Linked DNA regions of Homo sapiens: region 2 is linked to region 1. The links are chromatin loops, found by intact Hi-C in ENCODE. Cell type or tissue: psoas muscle. All regions are shown on one strand. Links, peaks and the distances in the headings refer to the core of each region. The heading gives the core; the rest is flanking DNA. Region 1 overlaps VWA3B (von Willebrand factor A domain containing 3B). Region 2 has its middle 41 kb from the start of TMEM131.

Region 1 (4,391 bases), core at 184-4,183:
CTAGGATTATCACTACCCCAGTCTAGTGATCGTGATGAAGCAGCTACAGACTGCTATGTCGGTGATCAGAGAGCAACACAAGTCCATCTGATTTGCTTTGCTTAAAAACAAAAGAAAAGAAAACAAAACAAAACAAAAAAACAGTGAAAAAGAAAGCTACAGAACAGTAAAAGCATCATGACAATGCACAGGTTTTATTTCAAGTTATTCCTCACACAGTAAGGAAGCACTGCCAGTTTTATCAAGGTCACTTTTAAGGACTTAGTTGGGATCTCAGATAGCCACAGCCGAGGGACAGAGCCCCATTGGGGATGGAAGACGATGGGGGCACAGGAAACCCCGCTGTTCAGACCTCCGTGAATTTGAAATTCTCCAGGCTACACCAGGGAGGAGATGAAACAGCAGGAAGCTGTATGTATCTTTATGTATCTTTTTTTTTTTTTTTTAATGGATTCTTGCTCTGTCGCCCAGGCTGGAGTGCAGTAGCACGATCTAGGCTCACTGCAACCTCTGCCTCCCAGGTTAAAGCGATTCTTGTGCCTCAGCCTCCCGAATAGCTGGGATCACCACCACACCTGGCTAATTTTTGTATTTTTTTAGTAGAGATGGGGTTTCACCATGTTGGACAGGCTGGTCTTGAACTCCCTGACCTCAGGTGATCCACCCGCCTCAGCCTCCCAAAGTGCTGAGATTACAGGCATGAGCCACCGTGCCCAACCAAAGCTGTATGTATCTTGACTGTCAAGGTGGAAGCCAACTAAGGTCTGCCTGACAACAGAAGCTGGATACGGTTCCTAATGGAGTCATTCAGGAGACCTAGTGGATTCTCCAACCAGAATGCATGCCTGCCCAATCCCCCGCCTTGCATGACTGCTGCCCTCCCAGACACCTGGTAACAATTTGAAGGCCGGGCGCAGTGGCTCACATCTGTAATCTCAGCACTTTGGGAGGCCTAGGCAGGAGGATCACCTGAGGTCTGGTGTTTGAGACCAGCCTGGCTAACATGGTGAAACTCCGTCTCTACTAAAAATACAAAAATGAGCCGGGTGTGGTGGCAGGTGCCTGTAATCCCAGCTACTCAGGAGGCTGAGGCAGGAGAATCTCTTGAACCTGGGAAGCAGAGGTTGCAGAGAGCCATTGCACTCCAGCCTGGGTGACAGAGAAAGACTGCATCTCAAAAACAAACAAAAAAACCAAACCAAAACAAAACAAAAAAACAATTTGCAGGCTCGTGTTAAAATGCTAACATACCTGGGAGCAATGTCACAGTCTGCTGCTGTTTTTCATTAGCACCTAGTATTGACTTCTCAGACTGGCTAGTTTGACAAATAAAATGAGACTCAGGACAGGAAGTTTTGATGTCAAGGAGAAAAGTCCACAGGATACCTGCTGCCAAATGCCATTTCCCTGTCCAATCTTCCACATCTCACCTACAGGATAAAACCCAGTTGCCAGAGTCCAGTTCATTAATACGGTCATTTGGCAAGTATGTGTTGAGCATCTCCTCTGTAGTGGGTGGGTCCTATTGGTGCTGGGGATGCAGTGACCAGGGCCCAGCTCCCTGGGCTGGCATTGAGGTCAGGGTTCAAAGCTCCCATGACACTCCTCTAACACTCTGCACCATGAACCCGGTCAGAGCACTGTCCTCTCAGCCCTGTCCTCTGTATCAGAGGACTGAGCCCTCCGCTGCACCCACCCCGTCCCACCCTTCACTGAAGACATAGTCTTGACTCCACCACCCCCAGGAAACGGTGAGCTGCCTCCTACTCCCCCTTCTCAGTCCCGTGGAATGAACCAGGGCACCACTAGACTCCATCCTCTTGCTGCCAGGACACGCTCGGGCCGCACCATTAGTGAACCTGTCCATGTGTGCATTTCAGTTCCTGGCTGCCTGTCACTCAACCTCCAATTCCCAAGAACACAAAGAACTAGAAGCCTGTGATGGTGACATCATTCTGTGCATGACCTTGAGTCCAGTCTAATTTAAGTCAGCCTTCCATGAACCCAGTGCTTATTTTTAGTAGGCAGCTGCCTACAACACAGCTCAGCACTCAGCAACATGTCCCCAGCCTGCCAGCTGTTGTGGGCTGGGGTCTGCGGCTCTCCTGCAGTGCTCGGGCACTTGCTGTGTGTGTGTGCACCGGCTGACTTTGCCAACTGGATGGTAAATGTCTTAAGCATAGGGACAGTGTCTTTTCTTTCTTTGTATCCTCCACAGCACTCAGCCCAGGTTCTATCTAGTATTTTCTGCAAGAATTTCTGTCCTCCTTTTTTATTTTTCCTTATTACATAGAAACAGTTCTGGAGCACCTAATACATTCATTCCTCATGATTACAAGAAACTCTTCAGAGGGGTGTGCAAGAGACTCAGATCATCTGAGCACATGGCTATGCCCGAGGTATTCCAGACACTGACAATGACATCCCTTAAAACACGAAGTCATTTCCTTCTAGGTTCATGCCACAGTAAGCAAGACTTCCCCCAAGTATCTGAAGTACTATCGTTTCCAGGACAGGAGGAGAAAAGCAATTAGAAAGATAGGCAGGTGCGGTGCTGATCCAAGGTACAGTTCAATGTTGCCCTGGGAGAGGGCAGCCCAGAAACAAAACCACCCTCGGGACCCTTGAGTCCCAGACCATCCCCTCGGTCCTACTGTGGCTCATTGTTTGTGGCCCTGCCCAACCCCAGGACTCTCCGGTGAAGAACTGGTCCCGCCAGGTGGCGAGCTTGCAGTCTGCCTGACCCCCAAACTCCTATTCAGTCATGCAGATTTGAAAGACTTGAATATAACTATGAAAAGGCAGTATTTTCAGGAAAAAGTAGCACATACTTCTATTTTCAGAAAGCGATATAACATTAAAAAATATAATACACTGTGAGGTGCTAAACATTCCCAGAGACCTAAAATTACCATGAGGATCTGGTAAAAGGGCCACATTGCATCCATAAAGGGAATGAAAGCAGGAAAATCAGTGGTTTTTGTCATAATAAAAAAATTCCCAGTTATTTCTATTATATTATATGTTAAGATGTTTTGTTGTTGAGAAGTAATTAAACACCTGCTAGCTTGATCCAGCCCCACTGCCCTAACCACAGAGGCACAGTGTGGGGCTGCTCTCAGTCCCACCCTATGGAAATTAACCATTCATTAATTTAAAGTGAATATAGAGTCATTTCACCATCTGGATAACCATCTAATGTTTTATTGGGGCAATGAATAGATATGTTTCACAAGAGCCATTATGTTATCTTAGAAGCAATTTCAATATGAAGAATGGGCAACTTGAGCTATCGTCTAATACGTGAATGTGGCACCGTCCTCTGGGCCCTCTCCGTCTCTTCTAAATGGCACACTATAAAATGCAAATGTAATGCAGTCTAATTGTCCAAAATTCATTTAAATGGCACACTGTAAAATGCAAATGTAATGCAGTCTAATTGTCCAAAATTCGTTTAGAAAACCCAAAAATGAACCATCACCATTCTCCCCATGGTAAAGGGTAGGTGCTCCCCCAAACTTGGTGAGAAAAATGACCGCAGACTCCAGGATGCTATGGGGCTAGTAGACCATAAAGACCCAGGGAAGGAGACAGAGAAATAATATCTAAGGAACAGATGCAAAGATGCTCATCAACAAAGTTTAGCTGAATAAATCTATTCTACTTAGGATAAGTGATACCATTTATAAGGCATCAACTCAGGGGTAAATGTTTTATTGACATGTAAATTCAGAAGAACTTTATGAGTTTCCTTTAGAGCAAATTTACAAAAAAAAAAAAAAAAAAACTGAGTTTTTTTCAGTTTTTCCATCCAAGAAAAGGCCTGAACCTCTTTCTGTTCTAAGGGATCTATAGCGCATAAAAATAACAAAGACGGTGGCAGGGCTGCTCCTTGATTTCCCATCAACCAACTCTGAACCACAAAGAGCAGGGCTAGGACTATTGTTACTGGGGAGCAACCCCGCACCGGCATCTGCTCAGCCTCTGTCCTCAGCAACGGCCCTATCTCTGTGAGGATGGTTGTGTGCGTGGGCTACTGGGGACTGGATATCACTCACGTAGATGGATCTGCTCCCAGCTCTGCCAGATCATTCAGGAATGAGCAAGTTCTAGGAGGCTAATTATCTTCTTCAAATTCAGAAGACACTGACTTAGGAACTAGGAAGCCAATGCTTTAAAATATCCCCTTCTCAGTAGGACAATCTACTTGGAGAATCATCATTCACTCATTTATTCAACAACACCCCATCATTGCCGATTATATCCGGACACTGGAAATACAAAATGAACAGGAAACCATCCCAGCTCTGAGGAGGCCCTCACTCCAGTGCGGTCTTCCCAGAGTGTGGTCCTCAGAACCTGTGGCAGACGCCCCTGAAATGCTTGTCAGT
Region 2 (4,391 bases), core at 109-4,108, 120 kb after region 1:
AAATTAGCTGGGTGTGGTGGTGCACGCCTGTAGTCCCAGCTATTCAGGAGGCTGAGACAGGAGAATCACTTGAACCCAGGAGGTGGAGGTTGCAGTGAGCCAAGATCGTGCCACTGCACTCAAGCCTGGGCGACAGAACAAGACTCTGTCTCAAAAATAAATAAATAAATAAATAAATAAATAAATAAATAAATGAAAAGGAAGAAGGAGACCTGGCAGAGAAACGCTATATCTAAATAGTGCTGAGGCATTTGGCTTGATGCCAGAGACCCAAAAATAATAAAATCATAAATGTAAATATATGTATTTTCTTCTTATTTCTGAAATTTCTGAAACTCTAGCTGGCTTACTTCTTGGGTTAAAACATAAAAGTTATTTGATCAAATGTATTATTATTACTGACAGTGAGTCCATACAGGCCTGCAGCAATATCTCTGATGCTGCTCACAAGATCTCTGAAAAGCAGCTATTTACATGTCCATTTTATAGACAGGAGGGTTAAACTCATAAAGATTAAGTTAGTTTTCCAAGGAGCAAGTAGGAGAGCTGGCATCAAGCCAACTTCTTTTCAGAGGCTTACACTTGCTGGCCATCCCAGGGGCTCCTGGCCCATTTGGGTTCAAATCCTGCCAGCAGGAGGTTCCATAGAAATGATAAAACAGAAATAGCCATCAGGGCCAGCTGCCTAAGCCTGCAACGAGCCAGCCACCCAGGACCACATGCTAAGCAGGGGGCCTCTCCTGGGGTTTGGTGCTTTGCAACTGGCATGTTGAAATTCCTAATAATTTGATCTTTGAATCTATGCTCTATTAGTGAAGGCCAATGCAACATGCTCCAGGGGGGCTTGGAGCCTCAGCTCACATGCGGTCCCACTCCTGCTGCCTCCCAGCCTTTCTGGGCTCAGTTGCCCACTCCTTACCCTCAACCAGCAGCTGCCACTGCCCTCCACTCCTGCTGGGGGCCTGGGCATGCCACCATGACCAAAAGAGCATATTAAATAGCAAATTTTAAAAATGCCTTATCAGGTCAAGAAAGAAAAAGAGAGACTGCAAAGGAAAGGAAACAAGCCTTTTTCCTTCTTTATAAGCATGTAGATCCATGCTTTTATCTTGCACTGGTCCTTGAAAATTATATAACCAGCCTTGATAGCAGTGACCTATTATACTGTCTAGAAAAGCAACATGAATGTGCCCAGAAGCCCATGAGCTGCTTGTTGGCTGACTTAACACAGCCCCAACATTCCAGATTTTTAAAACCTATTTTTAATACTAAAAGTAGCTCTCCAGGGACACTCAGCCTGTCACACTGCTCTCAAAAGACGGACCAGTCTTCACAGCTGGTCCATAGCTCAGAACTCTGAGCAAACCAGTTATCAGCTCCCTTAAAAGAGCAAGAGCTAACCCTCTCCTGCAACGGAACTCATCCTCCTTACACATACTCTTAGATTGTGATAGTCTATGTATAAGTAAATTATGATTATTTTGTTCATTTCTAAATTCTACCAGTAGAATCCCAGGGATGTACTTAAAAAGTCAGTCGTGAGCTTTTCCCTTAATTTTACTATTCAATGGGAGTGTGGAAGGGGAGACTCATCTGTCCTCCACCTTCCTGCCAGCTGGTTGCCGTTGACTTCCGAAGATTAAGGTTGCAGCTTTACCACTTGTTTCTGGGTATGTGTCAGCCTTTTTAGATTAAACACAATTATTGCCTAAAGTGGGGCTAAGTTTTGTTCCAAGTCTACTGCGAGCATGCGTGTGTTCTCTCTACCTACCGTGTTGCTGCGGGGAGATTCAGCCCAGCGCTTGTCACTGCTCCAGGCAACAGCTGACAGGCAGGACAGGCTCCTCCTGGGCCTGCTCTCAGGCAGCTGGCAGGAGAAGAGGCTGTGCACTTGAGCCCTGTCCAGTAGCAACCTGGTCACAGAAGGGAAGCAGGTGGCCTGGAGCTGGGACAGCAGGGACTGAGAGGTTCTGCTGCCCTGTGACTGGACAGTGCTGGGTGCAGAGAGCAGCAGGATGCCCCCAAAGGACAGCCACAGTCTTCCTCATGCCCTGTGCATTGGGGACCCAAGGAACAGAGTAGAGATCACACCTGTGACTGCAAGCAGGTGAAGAGCCTGCCTGTGTGGGGCCCCTGAGGGACGGTGCTTGAAGCTGCTCCAAAGAAAGCCGAGCCCACGGAGGCTGGAGTCTTGCACAGGCTCCCTGGCACATGAGCTCAGCCTATTAAAAGTGCTTGCTTAGCCCAATGGGGACTGACAGCCAATGGTCATGAAAGATTTTATTGGGGTGATGGAAACACTATAAAATTGGATTATGATGGTGGTTGCACAGCTCCATACATTTACTACGCTATTGAATTGTACACTTAAAACAGGCGAGTGTTATGGTACATAAATTATACTTCAATAAAACTCTTTAAAGAAAAACAGAAAGAGGATATATTTTATATACATACATATATATATATATATATATATATATACACACACACACACACATATATATACTTTCATTTCTTTCAAAATTCCTGTCTAGTCAGATCCTAGCTCCAGGTTGCATTTATGTTCTTGCTTTTAAATTTTACTGATGTGTAATTTACATAGAATTAAATGTGCACTTTGATAAGTTTTGGAAAACGTAGACATCTATGTATCCACTGGCACGATCGTGATATAGAACATTTCATTCCCCCAGCAAGTTCCCTCTAGCCTCTCTGCAGTCAGCCCTCTCCCTTATCCCAGCCACAGGCCACCACTGATCTGCTTTTTGTCACTATAGATTAGTTTAGACTCTTCTAGAATTTCATATAAATATACTCTTTTGTGTCTGGCTTCTTTTAGCCAGCATAATGTTTTTGAGATGCATCTTGTGCTCCCCTTTAAAAACAAAACAATTCGTGTTGGTGAGTTCTCCAATGTGAAAAAGGCTTCTCTATTCCAAGAACAAGTTTTCCAAATTAGGAAACAACTTTGCTTCAATAGTCTAAGGCTTTTGGTTGAAAATGTTTTTCTTAATGATGAGTTTGAAAGAGGATCCAAACTTAAGAAGTTATTGTTGCCAGGCACGGTGGCTCATGTCTGTAATCCCAGCATTTTGGGAGGCTGAGGCGGGCAGATCACGTGAGGTCGGGAGTCCGAGACCAGCTTGACCAACATGGAGAAACCCCGTCTCTACTAAAAATACAAAATTACCCAGGCGTGGTGGTGCATGCCTGTAATCCCAGCTACTTGGGAGGCTGAGGCAGGGGAATTGCTTGAACCCGGGAGGCGGAGGTTGTGGTGAGCCGAGATCACGCCATTGCACTCCAGCCTGGGCAACAAGAGCGAGATTTCGTCTCAAATAAATAAAAAGTTATTATTAAGTTATTGTTAAGAATTTTACTTCTAATTTAGAAATCGTTTTCTAAAATTACCCTTGCTAAACTAAAAAAAAAAAAAAAAGACAGCAAGAAAGGACTTAGGTTAGAGAGAAATAAACAGGCTAAGATAGAAGTATTTTAAACTAAAAAACTTACCCAAAGATATCACATATGTAAAGTTTACAAACCAGGTGAGTAATTCCTTAGGAAAGGCAGAATATTTCTGTTAGGGACGAACTGCCCCAAAAAAGCTTCTTGGTACTGCCGACACTTCCCCCAAACCTCTCCGTGCTGCCCACTCCTCCCGCTTATGCTCTGCAACCCTTCGTGCCGCCCACCCTTCCCCCTGAGCCCCGTTACACTTCTAAGCCCTTATCTAGGTGCCGTGGTGAAGCCAGCAGACTTCACCTACCAGGCCTTGCTGCGATAAGCAAACCCCAATTACAAGCCATCGGACCGCACAGTGGGAGGTTGTGGGAAGCATAAACCAACTTTACCTACACCCTCCTGTAAATTCTACCATAAACGTCACAAGGCAGTATGTGGTAAAATTAACCAGCAAACAACCCCGGGATGCGGCCATGCCAAAGGACTCCCCCAAACTCCCCTCCCCACTATAAACCCCTCATTTTGTAAGCTCAGGGCTGCTCCTCTGACTGTTAAGAGGGCAGCCGGCAGGTTAACAAAGGCTTGCCTGGACTTGGGCCTCTCTCTGTCTTGTCCTTTCTCTCTCGGCTGACCTTACATTCCATTTTGAGGTATATAGTAGACACTCAAGTAATTTTTGAAAGATTGGATGAATTTGAAAATATTTATAGAATTCACAGGAACAGATGTCTCTCCAAACTTGCCTAAATTACTACATGAAGCAGTCAGTATGAAATTTGCCTTTAGTGATGGATGTGAATCCAAAAGTATCTGAGACAGATCTCAATCAAATTAGAACATTTATTTTGCCAAGGTTAAGGGGCGTGCCCATGACACAGCCTCAGGAGGTCCTGACGACATGTGTCCAGGGTAGTCAAGGTGCA

The links. Hi-C counts contacts between places; a loop is a spot of excess contacts. Peaks named below come from ENCODE experiments on the same cell type or tissue, not always from the same donor. Only the 100,000 strongest peaks of a DNase experiment are listed, where the experiment ranks them.
Region 2: a loop joins it to region 1, with 2.7 times the contacts of the local background. A loop is called at or near these places in 2 of 110 quality-filtered maps.

What each region holds. Positions count from the first base shown.
Region 1 is chr2:98,156,063-98,160,453 of GRCh38, reverse strand. All of the region lies in intron 7 of VWA3B (von Willebrand factor A domain containing 3B), which reads right to left. Among named protein-coding and RNA genes, the nearest start is that of VWA3B, 71 kb to the right of the region's middle. In psoas muscle, for the core only: no CTCF peak of the experiment used is centred there; a DNase peak (open chromatin) is centred at 1,833; H3K4me3 peaks cover 357 bases; H3K27ac peaks cover 2,930 bases.
Region 2 is chr2:98,034,301-98,038,691 of GRCh38, reverse strand. No RefSeq gene overlaps it. Among named protein-coding and RNA genes, the nearest start is that of TMEM131, 41 kb to the right of the region's middle. In psoas muscle, for the core only: no CTCF peak of the experiment used is centred there; a DNase peak (open chromatin) is centred at 1,871; H3K27ac peaks cover 2,221 bases.